Regions from separate parts of the Homo sapiens genome. Here region 2 is linked to region 1. The links are chromatin loops, found by intact Hi-C in ENCODE. Cell type or tissue: heart left ventricle. All regions are shown on one strand.

Evidence for each region. A loop is a pair of places that touch in the nucleus more often than their neighbours do. Peaks named below come from ENCODE experiments on the same cell type or tissue, not always from the same donor. Only the 100,000 strongest peaks of a DNase experiment are listed, where the experiment ranks them.
Region 2: a loop joins it to region 1, with 2.4 times the contacts of the local background. A loop is called at or near these places in 24 of 110 quality-filtered maps.

What each region holds. Positions count from the first base shown.
Region 1 is chr4:38,151,072-38,159,071 of GRCh38, forward strand. LOC124900693 (a long non-coding RNA gene) reads left to right here and starts at 4,373. Exons shown (of 2, transcript XR_007058099.1): 1 at 4,373-4,489; 2 at 5,913-8,000. RefSeq lists a silencer at 6,517-6,811. In heart left ventricle, no CTCF peak of the experiment used is centred here; DNase peaks (open chromatin) are centred at 3,823 and 4,450; H3K27ac peaks cover 1,609 bases.
Region 2 is chr4:38,082,591-38,090,590 of GRCh38, forward strand. It overlaps TBC1D1 (TBC1 domain family member 1), which reads left to right. Exons shown (of 22, transcript NM_001396959.1): 15 at 7,342-7,527. Among named protein-coding and RNA genes, the nearest start is that of PTTG2, 130 kb to the left of the region's middle. In heart left ventricle, no CTCF peak of the experiment used is centred here; a DNase peak (open chromatin) is centred at 135; H3K27ac peaks cover 2,992 bases.

The sequences.
Region 1 (8,000 bases):
TTTTATGGTGATAAGAAGAAACAAATTATTTTTCAACGCAGTGCATTCTAACAATTTCTCTGGAAAATTGTATCTTCTGAGGCCAGGCATCCATGTGGTCTTTTTTTGGTGGACATAATAGTAGCCAAGACAAAACCAGGGAGGCCCAGCTTTGCCTGCTGGCTCAATTCTGAGACAACTGGTACCTCCCTGAGAACAGGGCTTCACTCAAGACAGGTTGGCCAGAAGATGTTATTTGGTTCAGCCTATCTCCATACCTTCCCCTGGAGCAAATGTCATGATTTCTCATATTGCCCAGTCTCTAAATCCTCTTGGTAACTAGCTTGGTGGTTGTATTATTCCTTTTTCACACTGCTATAAAGATACTACCTGAGACTGGGTAATTTATAAAGGAAAGAGGTTTTATTGACTCACAGTTCTGCATGACTGGGGATGCCTCAGGAAACTTACAATCATGGCAGAAGGTGAAGGAGAAGCAAAGGCACGTCTTACATGGTGGCAGGTGAGAGAGAAAGTATGAGCAAGAGCAGGGAAAACTGCCTTATAAAACAATCAGGTCTCCAGAGAACTCACTCACTACCACAAGAACAGCATCGGGGGAAAAGCCCCCATGATTCAATCACTTCCCCTCAGGTCTCTCCCTAGACATGGGGATTATGGGGATTACAGTTCAAGATGAGATTTGGGTGGGGACACAGCCAGATCGTATCAGTGGTCTGTGCATTATGGGCAGTCAACATGGAGGAGTGAACACCTGGGAAAGGTAGCCAATTCCAGGCTTGGGAAGGCTCCAAAGCTGTTCCAGAAATGGAACCAGCCACCCCGGCAGGGTGGGGACATGCAAGAAACCATAGGACACCTCCTTGGCTTCAGGACTGGTAGGCACCAGCCACAAAGTCACATCTTGGCCCTTTCCAAGGTTTTCCAGAAAGTTCTAGCATTCTATGCACAAGGCAGGAATCATAATCCTGTGGTTTAGTGGGGCTGAGTGCGGCTGCTACCACAAACACTTCATTAGTCAGAAAGTGCCTCCGTAGGATCACCGGTAGGATCAGAAATGAACTCAAAGCACCAAAAGAAAATATTTTTCGTGTAATATATTTGGAAACTATTTCTCATATGCAGAGGTCCACAAAGCATTCAAAGGCCACAAACCCGAAAATACTACAGACACTTTGGAAGCCTAGGAAGATTTCCCAGTTCCTGAGGCTGCATGACAAGGCTGCCAGTGTTCCTACAGCTGGTGGCCCCAAGAGTCTCCCCTTTTATTATTATTTTTTTCTGTTTCTTACCCCATCAGACCCCTTTCCCTGGGAGGCTCCTTTCAAAAGCTTCACTACATCTGTGAGAGCTTGGAGGGAAGTGAAGAAATCAACCTCCTCTGACAGAGAGGTTTGAAAGCAGAGCTGTTCAGTGTTCCAGTGTCCTGCTGTTCTTTGCAGGCAAATGCTTCTTGTGTTTTATTCACAGTAGCCATAATACATTCCACCCCAAGACTAACATGCAAACATGAAGGGACTGCCTAGAAGACCAGAGAGAAGTGCCGTGGTTTGAGCCTAGATCCCACTTGTGTTAGTCTGTTCTTGCATTGCTATAACAAAATACCTGAAACTAGATAATTTATCAACTAAGGAGGTTTAATTGGCTCACAGTTCTGCAGGCTGTACAAACATGGAGCTGACATCAGCACAGCTTCTGGTAAGGCTTCAGAGAGCTTTTACTTGTGGAGGAAAGCAAAGCAGGAGCAGGCACATCACAAGGCAAGAGAGAGAAGAGGGAGGTCACGGGTTCTTTTAAACAACCAGATCTAGTGTGAACTAACTGAGCAAGAACTCTCATCACCAACGGGATGACACTAAGCCATTCATGAGGGATCTGCTCCCGTGATCCAATACCTCCCATGAGACCCCCCCATCAACATTGGAGGTCACATTTCAGTGAAAGATTTAGAGAGGACAAACATCTAAACCGTAGCACCACTTTTCCTAGCTTCAACCTCAGATTGCAGTTTCTCCTCCCAGGCTTCTCAGACTGGCCTGCATATGGAATACTGTTCCCACTACCTCCTTAACGACTACCCAGGTCTGAACCACAGAGCAGCAAGTGTTAAAAGACACAAGCTCAAGTAAATGCTCTAGGATTGTGCCGTCTAATGTGGTAGCCACTGACCACGGGAGTGACTGAGCTCTGGCAGTGTAGCTAATCCAAATTGAGATGCCCTGTAAGTATAAAATACACACCAGATTTTGAATACTTTGTATAAAAAAGAATGTAAAATATGTTATTAATGCTTATATTGGTTACACTTATTTTTGATACATTGTGTTGAATAGAATATAGCATGTCTTAGTCCACTTTCTGTTGCTGTAACAGAATACCACACACTGGGTCATTTATAAAGAAAATAAGTGTATTTGGCTCATGGCCTGGAGGCTGGGAAGTCCAATGGCACGGTGACACCTTCTAGTGAGGGCTTTTGTACTGTGTCATGGTAGAGGGTGTCACATAGCAAGACTGCAAGAGCATGCCTGTCAGCTTCCTCTTCCTATAAAGCTGCTACTGTCATCAGTGGGGGTCCCCACCCTCATGACCTTATCCAATCCTAATTACCTCCCAAAAGACCCACCTTGAAATAACATACGAATTTGGCACTTAGTTTCTCACACATAAAGTTTGGGGGACACATTTAAACCATAGCATAGTATTAAACTTAATTTCACCTTCTTTGTTTTTACTTTTTTTTTGAGACGGAATCTCACTCTGTTGCCAGGCTGGAGTGCGGTGGCGCCATCTTGGTTCACTGCAACCTCCGCCTCCCGGGTTCAAGCGATTCTCCTGCCTCAGCCTTCCGAGTAGCTGGGATTACAGGCATGCGCCACTGCACCCAGCTAATTTCTGTATTTTTAGTAGAGACAGAGTTTCACTATGTTGGCCAGTATTTTCTCCATCTCCTGACCTCGTGATCTGCCCACCTCAGCTTCCCAAAGTGCTGGGATTACAGGCGTGAGCCATCGCACCCAGCCTGTTTTTACTTTTATTCCTGTGGCTACCACAAAACTTAAAATGATATGTGTGCTTCACACTTTATTTCTATTGGATGGCATTGCTTTAGAAGTGCTGGGAGAAACACCCATGTAGTCTAAGGGTCAGGAGAATTCCTGGAGAGGGGACATTGGGGCTGTGCTGAGACAGGAGGGGGCATTTCATCAGGGGATGAGAGGAGGGCTTTAGGGCTTTTGTGTGGGGAGAAACTACCTCAACTTGCTAGCAGACCAGCTCAGCTGGCGGGGGGGCAGGAGGTGAGTCGGGTTTTATCAGGTTCATATTTCAAATGACTTGCTAGCTCAAGCCAGCTTTTCATTCTGCCATAGCACATCAGGGGCAGGAAATGGAAAGTCGAGATGCAATGTGTCTCCAAGCCCCTTCGGCCCTTCAGGAGGAAGGGAACTGTTTGTCCTGCAAGTCATTGGTACAGACAGTAGCCTACGTAGAGACAGGTTTGCATTTCAGCACAAGGTCCTATAGTAACAGCTGCCATTTCAATGCTGCAGAAATATCTTAAGCACTCACTGTCTCTTCAATGTTCTCAAAAATTCCATCCGGCTACTTTGATTACAGCCTGCATCTCACAAATAAGGAAATAAAGTCTCTGAGGGGTTACTGACAGCCATAAAGCCACATCAGATAAAAGAGGAAGTCAGGATTTGCCCTCCACACCCCTGCTTCTGCACTCAAGACCAGCATGGGCCACCTTGTGCCAACTTCTACTTGGCCCCAGGGCCCCCACCCCAGCTGCCTGCCCCAGACAACCCCACATCTGGCTGCTGGTCGTTCTGCTCTGACTTGTACTGCCTGGCGAGTGCTCCTGGACTCTGCTGGCTGCTCCTAAGCCAACAGGTACAGCCTGAGTCCAGGCCCAGCACCCAGCCCTTTGCCATGGTCCGTGGAATAGAAGGGAAGCGTTCAGAAGCTGCTCCCGGAGCTCTCTGCTGGCTGGGGAAGCTGACCTGGGTGAAAGGGCCAGCTGCCCCATTTCCCCGTGGCTCTGCATCCTCCCATCCCGCTGCAGTGCCCCCGGGTCCCCTAGGGGTCTGTATCTGCTCCAGGGAGATCTGGGCTTGTTGGGCTTTGCCTTTTGTCCAGTCCTCCGTTTCACCCCGCAGGTTCCATCTGGCATTTAGATATTAGAAATAGCTGCAAGTGAGGGTGTGACTTGGGTGGAGACCTGGAGCCTGTACTCCACCCTGAAAAGGAAAAAAAAAAAAAGCTTATTTAATTCATTTCTGTACTTGGAAGCCTCTAGCTATTTAGAATGCCAATTAGGCAGAGGCTGTTGGATTTGTTTTTTTTTTTTCTTTCCCTATCCCAAGACGGCCTGTCTGATTTTCTGTGCCTGTTGACTTAAGCTCTTACAGGAGGTTGGGTGGGGCGGGCGTGGCGCGCCCACAGCTGCTTTGAACGTGGCCTGGCTGAGCTTTGCTGACTTTCGGTAAGAGCCTAGGGGGTGGGGGTGGGGGTGGGTGAGGGGCCACAGAAGGGCCCAGCTCTTCCCTGTTACTTCCAAGATGCAGGAGTTTGGGTTAAGAGGAAAGATGTGTCCCTGAGAGAGGGGAGTCCAGCTGACTGGTGACTGAGGAAGCCCTTAACAGATATCCCCACCGGGAGGGTGCTAGGGCTCTTGGCTCCTGCAGAACTTGGGCCTCTCCAGGACTCATCTGGCATCAGTTGTAGTTTCTATGTGCTCTAAGTCACTATTTCCTCGTCAGTGTGGTGATTCCAGTCCCTGCCCAGAGCTCAGGGTGGGTTTTGTGGTACCTGAGCGTGGCATACCGTAAGACTTACAGACATTAGCTCTCATCGGCTTCTGTATTCTCTTGACATACACAGCCAGATGACGCTCAAAGAACAATTCCTGAATGGTTGAATGCAATTTATAGGAAGACCAACATAAATTGAAGGGCCTCTAGTTATTAGCCAAATATTAATATGTAAGATGATATTTTTTTAAAGTGAAAGCATTGCATCATACAATGTAAAGTGTATGTTATTGCATAATTATTAAAGCATCACAAAGTAAATGACTGCAACAGTTTAAAAATCCATGCAAGTAGATATTTCAGCAAGCAAAAATAAGAAACATCCATACACTCACCCTCCAGCGGTCATGGCCATTATTAAAACACTATGATGTGTGATCTTTGGGCTCTTTTTCTATGGATATATTAATTTGTACTTGCATATACATGGGGCGGAGGCTCTGATGCTGTTAGTGAGGGTTGTAAAGGAGTGACGGCGCTTTTGCCCCTATGGTTCTTTGGGTGTCACTGATGTGGCCTGGAGCTTGTGTGACGGAGGGAGAGATGGAACTGGGGGTGCACTGGCCCTATTGAGAAACAGGGATGACAGGGAAAGTAAAGCGATGTCACGGCCTTTGTCCTTAACCTGCCTGGGAACCCAGTTTGAGTTTTCACGGGGGAGAGAGGTAAGGGCCACAGGCTAAAGAAACTGGTTTTATGACAGACTTTGTGAGCGTCTGGGCACAGACGATCCTGCTTCAGGACCAAATGACAAGATGAATCAGGGAGGGGGTTGATGTTGGCACCATTACCTGCAGTGACAATGGGTTTCTTTGAAAGTTTGTTTAATGGGCTACTCACTGCAAATGAACAAAATGGAGAACAGTCGCGGGTTCTAGTGGTTTAGACACTAAACTCCCTTTGAGACTGCTGGGAAAAACAGGAAGATTTTAAAGGGAGACTCCGGTTCTGCTGTTTGGGGAGCTCAGAGTCATGGGAATTTGGGTATAAATATAAATTGGATGCTCTTATTAAACAAATATTGACTCATTTATTTTATAATAACTTATTGTTTGGTTATGAAGATGAAAACATTAATTTAAATTATGTTCATAGAGTCCATTCCATCATTTATCGAACAACAATAAGAAGATGAGATTCAAAGGAATTCCACAGTGTTCTTCAGATTCTATCAGTTGTAGGACACTTCAGGTATACAAAGACGGCTGGCTACCCTTTATTTCTCCAAAGTCCATCCTTGCTTGGCATGATGGCAAAGGAAAATGAACATGAGGCCCACCTAGTGCAGCATTTTAGATCTAACTTGGTACCCAATTGAGGAAACAATCTGAACTTCACAAATCCCAAGTCGGCAACCACGTGCCAAGCCTGCCAGCACCCATGATGAACTATGGCTTTGTCAGCTGTCTTGGGCCATTTGGTGTTGCTACAAAGGAACACCTGAGGCTGTGTAATTTCTAAAGAAAAGAAGTTATGTGGTGCATGGCTTAGCAAGCTCTATAAGAAACATGGCGCCAACTCCTACCTCTGATGAGGTCCTTTGGTTGCTTCCCTTCATGGCAGAAGGCAGAGCGGAGCCAGCGTGTGCAAAAGCCACATAGCAAGAGAGGAAGCAAGGGGAGGGAGGTGCAGGCTCTTTTTAACAATCAGCCCTCAAGGAAACTAAAAGAATGAGAATTCACTCACCACCCTCCCCCAGGGAGAGCATCAACCTATCCACAAGAGACCCATCCCCATGACCCAAACACCTCCCATTTGGCCCACCTCCAACATTGGGGATCAAGTTTCAACATGAGATTTGGAGGAGACAAGCATCCAAACTATAGCACCCACCTTCAGGAGCTGGGCATGTAATACTCAGGAGAAGGTCAACTGCAAGCCACACCCCTGGGAAGAGGCACACCCTCTTATGTAATGCAACAGCCACAGCCTCCGGACTTCATTCCTATCTCATATCCAGAGTTTAAGTGCAGCAGAGGAGTAAAACCTGACTCTAGAAGCTTAAGTGCTTTCCAGGTGTTAATACTGCCTTGCAGAATGCCTTGGGAGAGCTCAATTGTACATTACATTCCTTATGAACACAGTTCCTGTGTGTCATGCTCCTTAGAGGGTATCTGATGAGAGAAGCTTACTGCTGGCAGGTGCTGTAGGAATCCCTTTCTTCAGACAGGACCTTGCCTTGGGTCCTCCATGGCCTGTGAAAGTCTTCAAGGGTCTAACCTCTTGTTCTCTCTTTTATGTGCCTCCCTCTCCCCAACTTGAGAGAGTCTCACTATAACCCCAGAACACCATTCAATTTCCACTTCATTGTAGACTGAGTCTTTATTACCAGATGTCAAGGTGTTTTTTACTGAAGCATCAACGTCACTTTTTCAGACAGATGGTCTTTTAAAACCCCAAGGCAGGGAGAAGTATGGAAAAGCTGTATCTACAGAGAGGTGATTTCATTCTTAACTTATGTTTTTCTTCATTAGATGCCAAAGAAATACTTCTTGAACTCATGATCTCCACTGCTACCATATTGGTTCAGGCCACCATTCTCTTTGGGCTGGACCAGTGCAATCTTTTTCAATGGTTTTATTTGCTTCCAGCCCTTCTCCAACCATACTCATCCAGGTGATCGAAACACACACACACACACACACACACACCTGACCTTGTCCCTCCCCACCACTGCTGAACTCCACCTACTTTCAGTCCTGCAATGACACTGGCTGTCTTTCAGATTCCCAAATCTGCACAAACCCATTCCTTCCTCTGTCAGAGCCTTTGTCTGGACTGCTTCTCCTGCCTTTCCTTCTTTGAAATTGACTCCTTTAACTTCAGATCTCAGCTCAAGCATCGCTTCCTGTAAAAGCGTTTCACAAACTCCAGGCTAGAACAATTTCCTTGCAATATGTTCTTTTAACACTTGGTAGTTTCTTTCCATTTCATTGATCAGAATGACTGCTTATATATTTTTCTGGGTGACTACTTGATTAATGTCTGTCTTTTCACTAGATTATAAGTGACATGAGAATAAGGACTGTGCCCATTTTGGTCACCATTATATCCTTAATACCTAGCACAGAGCCCAACACAAAAATGCGTTATTAATAGATATTTGTCAAATACTTTTACTTGAATAGATATGTGAACTTGGCTCCCAGGAGTTTATCATCAGCTAGGAGAGAAAAAGATTGC
Region 2 (8,000 bases), 68 kb before region 1:
CAAGCATAATTTTCTCCCATGCGTTATCTCCTGTCTACAGCTTTTTCTTGATCCTTCTCCAGCTCCTGTAGACCTCCCATTTAGAGCCACCAGCCGCCCATCACTGGGGCTGCGCAGAGCTCTTGGTGCTCTGTGCCCTGGGCTCGCCCACCCAGGCCTGTTCTCTGTGCCTCTTCCTGGTTCTCTTCCCTGGACTTCCCACTGCCGTGTGGTCTTCAGTGCTCCTCTGAGCTGTTGTCATGACCTCTAACCAGACTGAGTCAGGACTTTTTTCTTCCTCATCTCTAAGTCATCCTTACACAGCCTTGGAAGTTTACCCTAAATGGCTATTTTGGGAGGGAGTGGGGATAAAGATCTGCAGGCCTCTTGCTCCTGGTCCTTGTTTCTGCTTATCTTGGCTTCTGTTTTTAAGTGTGTGTGCACCTCTTTCCTCATCACACCCTTCCCCTCCGTATGGCTCCCATCTCAGGCAGAGTTAGGTGCTCTGTTCTGTGTCCATAGCTCTTTTTCGAGCCCTTCTTCTCACTGTTTGGTAGTGGCCTTTCATGTGTGTCTGATCCACTAGGCTGTGCACTCCCTGCCTGCCAGGATATGGTTAAAGTGCTAAAGAATGTATATATGAGATCACTTTTGCTTAAAAAACCCCCAATCTTCTGGAATTCCCAATTTCTAACCAATTAATATGTGGATTGACTAGACCTTAAGCAACCAAGAGTCAGCCAGCCTTGTCTTCTATATTCAGGCGCATACTATCTGGTCGTTAGACAAAATGGGTCATTATCAGTGATGAGTTAATAATTACCTGCACATCTTGTTTATGCTGGTTCTTTACCTAAAGTGGCTCCCATCAATTAAACCTGTATGGATTTTACCTGTTCTTCCAGAACCACCCCACTTTCCACAAAAACTGACAACAATGATGGTAAGAAGAATGGTAGTTGACATTTTATTAAATGTTTACTGTGTGCAGGCTTGTTTTTTTCCACACATTTACCTACTTAATGCTCACAATAATCCTATGAACTAGTCAGTTTTATGCAGATTTCGCAGATTAGGAAACTAAGGTGGCAAGTGATCAGATAACCTGTTTGAGGTTGAGTAGCTAGATCATGGTAGAGCCAGGTTCAATCCCAGATACCTGGCTCCAGGGCCCATGCTCTTGACCTTATAAACGGCTGAAATTCATCTTTTTTTGCTGAACTTCCAGAACACTTTCTTTGTATTTCCCTTATTTTGGTAGTCTTGTACTTCTCTGCTACCCTGATTCATACTTGGATTTCTAGCAGCATGCCTGGCATGAGGCAACAACTTAACAGTATTTCTTTATACCAAATGAATGTTGTCTTTTTTTTTTTTTTTTTTCTTGAGACAGAGTCTCGCTCTGTCGCCCAGGCTAGAGTGCAGTGGCACTATCTTGGCTCACTGCAAGCTCCGCCTCCCGGGTTCATGCCATTCTCCTGCCTCAGCCTCCCAAGTAGCTGGGACTATAGGCGCCTGCCATGGCGCCCGGCTAATTTTTTGTATTAGTAGAGACGGGGTTTCACCGTGTTAGCCAGGATGGTCTCGATCTCCTGACCTCATGATCTGCCCGCCTCGGCCTCCCAAAGTGCTGGGATTACAGGTGTGAGCCACCATGCCCGGCCATGAATGTTGTCTTTAAAAAATTCTGTTTTCCTCTAGCTAGACTGTCATATAATGCAACTGTAGGAAATAATCAGGTTCTCTTTGGAGTATTTTCCATAAAAGATCCACAGAAGTCATGGCAGGGTTGAGAGTGGACTTGGGCAAATGAATCTGTTCATTCATTGAATATTCCATGCATATCTGCTGTTTCCCAGGCATGGGATATGGCAGGGAACACAGAAATCTCTGCCTCCTGGGCTCTGCTTTCTGTTGTAGTAGAGGTAAAGCTGCTCATACTTTGTAAACAATATGACAACATTAAGTCTACATGGTCATTTTACTTTGTTTTTTTCTAAGAAATTTTGAGCTGTTCGTAACAACAGACGCTGCAGATGTTAATCCCGTTGTTGTTAACTTTTCTCCAGAGATTTAATGTTCAATTTTCTCCTTTCCAGAATCGATTTATGTTGTTCAAACAGAGGTTTGAGAATAACTGGAATTTTTTTAACTTCTTTTTTTTTTTTCGCATGGAGTTCAGAATTTTCAAGAGGGATGAAGAGAGTTATAAAATGCTCTATGGTGGGTAACACACAGAAAAAGCCAGAAAATTGGAGAATAAGGATCTGTCTACTCGTTTCCTTCTAGAGCTCCTCTTTCTTACAGGGCACTTAACATGTGATTTAATGTCGTGTCTTTAAAAGGAGGAGAACTGCAGTTCAGAACTTAATGTCAGTGCTTTGTGAAAGTGCAAGAAAGAAGCCCTGTATTCTGCACTTGAGAGAGCCAGATACTGGGCAGATAGGAGGTGGTGTGCACGTTGCTTTTTGTCTTTCTCGATCATGGCATTGATTCTGTTCATAACAATGATGCAATGTCATCCTCTTCCCCACACATTTGTGTGCAGATAGAAAGAATGCAACAGCACAGAGTTGTTGGGGAATAATTTGGCATCTAAAATATCGACATACCAGCATAGATCATATTTATGACTCTGTTGGGAGTGTCACAGCAATGATTTAATAGGAGGCAGTTGTCTCCAAGGCCTCCTGAATTATGACTGGTTTTAAAATTCTTAGAACCCATTGGAGGCTATTGTTTCTGAAAGGCTACATAATTTAAGTGCTCCACATCCGTCATTATAGGAGATGTCAGAATAGTAAAATCTAATCCTGGACTAAGTTGTTATCGCAGCCCTTTGGTTTGGTGGCTTTGCCGACTTTATAAATATGCCTGTCAGTGCCTGTGGTCTCTACAGTTGGGCAGTCGGCGGTGAATATCATTTCTCACATTTTACACTGGGGGACTGGAACCCAGAAGGCATATGTTTTCCCAAGAGGCACCAACACAGTTGGCCCATGAGGTAGAGCAGCCCCTCCTTCGGCTCAGCCTCCGCTGCACTGAGCCAAGCCAAGCTTCCTACACTGGCCTCTGTGCAGCTGTCTCTCAGCAAGAATGCAAGTCGGGGAGAGAAGCCGGATCCCTGGGATTGTTCTAGAGAGTAGAAACCTCAGAGTAGCCCTCCTTAGACCACCTAACGCATTGCATCGCTGCATACATGTAAGGGACTCAATGCTGGTAGGATTGGCTTAGGAATGATGCAAGTGAAAACAGTGCCCCGGTTTATCATTAGAACAAGGTTCTTAGCTGACAGTTGCCTCAGACTTTGATTTTGTTCTCCTTGACCTGCCACTCCACTCGAGTCCACATCTCTCAAGACTGCACACGCCTGAAGGAGGACTGATTACAAACCAAAGCCTTGTGCCCAGTCTGGATCTTTTTGCATTGTTGAGAAAGCAGCTTACTTTCTTTGGACTGATTCAGCAGGCCAAATTTAGAACAAAGATTTTTAACTATCTCCCTTTATAAATTACTGAGCTATTTTGTAGCCAGGCTACTCTTAATATGAACAAAAAATATTATACAAATTTGTTGTTAATCGTAAACTATAAAAAAATCAGTAATTGTTACCACGTGAAATGAATTTGGATAAAAGAGATACGTTTTTGCCCCTTCCCAGGGTTTAGGAGAGACGAAATGGTGAGATTTTAGCTCTGAATCAGAGGTTCTTATTAGAGGTGGTTTTGTTCCTCCTGACCCCTAGGGGATATTTAGCAATGCCTAGAGGCATTGATGGTGGGCAGATGCTACTATGCCCTCTGCTAAACATTCTACAGTGTATAAAACTGTTCCTCCTGACAAAGAATCATCCAGCCCCAAAATGTCAGTAGTGCTGAGGTTGAGAAACCCTCCTTTAAACTCTTGGGTTTATTTGCTGACCTTTACAGTGGATCAGCTTTTATTTAGTTCATGTAGAGGTGAAATTAATACTAGTGCTCAAATATGTCTTTGTATTCTGGACTTGGCCTGGATCCCCCGACCAAATTTGGGACAAGCTCCTGCCATGTGTTGAGGACCTGAATTCAGGCAGCTAACAACAGTATTTGAACTGTGTTTTCAGTGGTGGGAGTGAAGGAGATGAGCCGACGTGCTAGCAAGCGCATAGGGTTGCATGAGGAAATAGAGAGTAAAGCTGCAGCGTGGAGCCCTGCTATTCAGAGTGTGCTTGGAGAAACAGCAGTGGAGGCATTACTGGGGAGCTTGATGGAAATGCTCCCCTCAGACTTGCTGAATCAAAATCTTTAATTTAGCAAGATCCCCAGTGAGGCTTGTGCATGTAGAAGTTAGAGAAGCACGGGGTAAACTCTTCTTTTTTTTACTTTGGAGGAAAATACACCTTTTTTCTTATTATGGCTCTGACCCTTACTAGCTGTGTGACCTTGGCCAAGTTATAAAACCTCACTGCACCTTATTTGTTTTAGCTGGAAAATGGAGATCATAATATCACCTGTCCTATGAGATTGTTGTAAGAATCAAACAAGCTTATTTATGCCAAGAACCCATATGGTAAAAGCTCAACAAACTGTCACTAGTGATAATAAGAAAAAGATCACAAAAGTAGAAAACATTAGGGAGACAGCTTAGGTCTTAAATCTCACAGTTGTCGTCCCCAAACAATACTTGTATTTTTGCAGATCCAGTTTCTCTGAATACTAAAATAAAACCGGAGTTTCATAAACTTCTATAGACAGTGGTCCTTGTCAGTAGCCCAAGTGGCAGAGAGTACATGGATCTGGGGACAAACAGCCTCTACTGTTAGGAATGTTCCATCCTCCTGGCCTGAGTTACACCTGCTCATTGTGATTCCGAATTTGAAAGGAACACAGTAGGAATTTTCAAGACCCTGGGAAGAGGAAGGCTGTGGTAAACAGGAAGGATGAGATTAGAAGAAGGAGTTTAGGTGAGGTGAGCCCTTGTTTTACTAGTAGGGTTTAAGAATATCCAAGTCAGCTGGACATGGTGGCTCACACCTGTAATTCTAGCACTTTGGGAGGCCGAGGTGGGCAGATCACCTGAGGTCAGGAGTTCGAGACCAGTCTGGCCAACATGGTGAAACCCCGTCTCAACTGAAAATACAGAAATTAGCAGGGCATGGTGGCGCATGCCTGTAATTCCAACTACTCACTCGGGAGTCTGAGGCAGGAGAATCGCTTGAACTTGGGAGGTAGAGGTTGCAGTGAGCCAAGATTGCGCCACCACACTCCCACCTGGGCAACAGAATGAGATTCCGTCTCAAAAAAAAAAAAAAAAAGAAAAAAAAAAAAAAGAATATCCAGGTCAACCCCACCTAACCCTCAGCGGGGCTCCCTTCTGTTGCCTGGGTGGGTCCTGGGTTCTCTTGACGCACACGAGATTGTGAGAGTGTATGGAAACACTGCCCTCGCTATCAGGACAGCGCCTGCCATGCCAGCCAGAACACATCATAGGAATTGCAAAACTCTTTTGCAAACCAGTGAGAGATATGCTTCCAATGTGAGGTAAAGCAGAACTTTAATCACAGCTGCAGTGTTCCACAGAATTCCAAGAGCCAAGATGGTAAAAGAATAAAAAAAAAGAAAGGAAAGGGCTCAAATTAAAGACTTCAAGCTGCAGAATAAGATTAAATAAAAGGATTCAATTGAACTGCATCATATTCAGTAATGACTAATCCTAAGTATACAGGGTTTGGGGGTGAAAGGATTTGTAAGTGTTTTGCAGGAAAATATTTTTTCCATCTTTCATTTTAATTAGAATAGATTTGCATTATTTTTTCTTAGTTTTTATTTTTAAAATATTTATTGCCACAAATTTAGAAAATACAGGGAAAACATAAATAACAGTACATGTAAACCAATATTTTGTCCCTTCTTTTGTTCAACAGCTATTTCTCAGGCACCTGCTGGGTGTCAGCAGCTGTGCTCAGTGTGGTGACCAAAACCCTTGTCAACAAGGCAGCAAGGTTCTAACCTGGTTAGGGCTTACAGTTGAGTAGCTGAAATTTTGATTTCTTTTCTGTGCCCCTAGTAAAGATATGATAGCAAACAATAAGAGCTATTTTTTTTATTGTGTTCTTACTCTGTGTTGGGCCCTGTTCTCAGTGGTTTATAGCCTATTAACTCAGTCTCTTTACCACCACTCTGAGGGGAGGCTCTGTCATACCCACTTGACAGATCGGGAAGTGGAAGCATCAGGAGGTTAAGCAACTTGTTAAAGATCACAAAATCAATAATGACAGAGTTTTGATTAGAATCCCAGCAGCCTGTCTCCAGAACCTGCCCTATTAAGTGCAGTGCAACTGTACTGCCTTTCATAATATGTATCAAATTGAGATGATACTTTATAATTTCAATTCTTGCTTTTCTATTGAACAGTACACAGTAACATCCTCCTATAATGCATATAAACCCCCAAAAGATGTAGAATTTTAATTTATTCATTTGTCTGATAGGCTCATAATGAAATAAGACTCTATAAAGCTGTGTAATTTAGATATAGGAAACATTTGGATTATAGTGGTATGTAGTGGGAACAAATGGTCTTCTGAATCAGGAAGACATGAGTTAGAGTATGCCGGTGTACCTCCTTACTCACTGTATGACCTTGGGCAAGTTTCTGAACTTTAGTTTCCTTTCCAGGCTAATATCTGCCTTCTGGACTTGTCATCAGGATTAAATGAGTCTACCTATATAAAATGCCCAGCGCAGTGCCCAGCACGTGGTAGAAGGTCTGCTAGTGGTTACTGTTACTGCTGGCTATTAAATACATTTTAATCTTCCTTCAGAATACCTGGCCAGATAGCACAGTGGTTAAGAATGCACATGAAAGCCAGACTGTTGGGTTCCAGTCCTGGCTCGACTCCTTCCTAGCTATGTGACATTAGGCAACTTACATAAACTCCTTGTTCCTCAGTTTGCATTTCTTTAAAACTGCATAGTTATCATACCCATGTCTTAGAGTTTTGTGAGTGTAAATTATTGTATATAAAGCTCTGAGAACAGTTTGGTACACAGTAGGCACTGTATGAACATTTTCTGTAATTATCAATAATATAATTATTAAATAACATTTTCAGAAGGAGATAAAAATATTACACCTTAAAAAGCAGGTATCTTTAAATTCTTCCTCAGCTACTGAAGTTTTGCTTACTATTTGACATATCATTTGTTTCACGTTTGTGGCTCAGACGTGGCTTATGCCAATGCATATTAACACAGGAATTTTAAATTTGGTGATATTATTATATTTTATCTGAATGAACAGAATTTGCTGATTTGACACTGTGTTTGAATGTGCATTTTTTGTTGAAAAATGACAATTCTGGAATGCCGTCTCCCTTTCCAGATTATTCAGAGCTGGGAGAGCTTCCCCCACGATCTCCTTTAGAACCAGTTTGTGAAGATGGGCCCTTTGGCCCCCCACCAGAGGAAAAGAAAAGGACATCTCGTGAGCTCCGAGAGCTGTGGCAAAAGGCTATTCTTCAACAGATACTGCTGCTTAGAATGGAGAAGGAAAATCAGAAGCTCCAAGGTTGGTTTGCCATCTTGATATTGAACAGGCCTGGTCTTATCTTGGCTCTGAAGTTAATCACATCAGACATAAGCATGCTGTCTTAAAAATACAGCAGCACGATAGTCTAATGTATACATCTATCTATATCTGTTTACTTTTTCAGAGTAATATTAACACTGTTTACTTTCTGGTGATCTAATGATAGTTTCACCAACAATATTCATTATTCCTCTATGGTCACTGTTAGTACAGTGTTTAGAACTTCTGAGATCCAAGCTTTAAATCTAAGCTCTAACACGCTGAAAGGTGCTTTTCATTTTGTTTTGTTTTCCCCTCTGTCTCTCTCTCTCTCTACTTTATCCTCAGCCATGGTCTGTGCCTGTGTGTTAGGTATGAACTTTTCTTGTGTAAGTCATTAACATACGTAACTTCACTCTGTGTGCTTTTTCAGTGATTTGCAAGTAATCTGAAAAAAAAGAATTAGCTGAGTT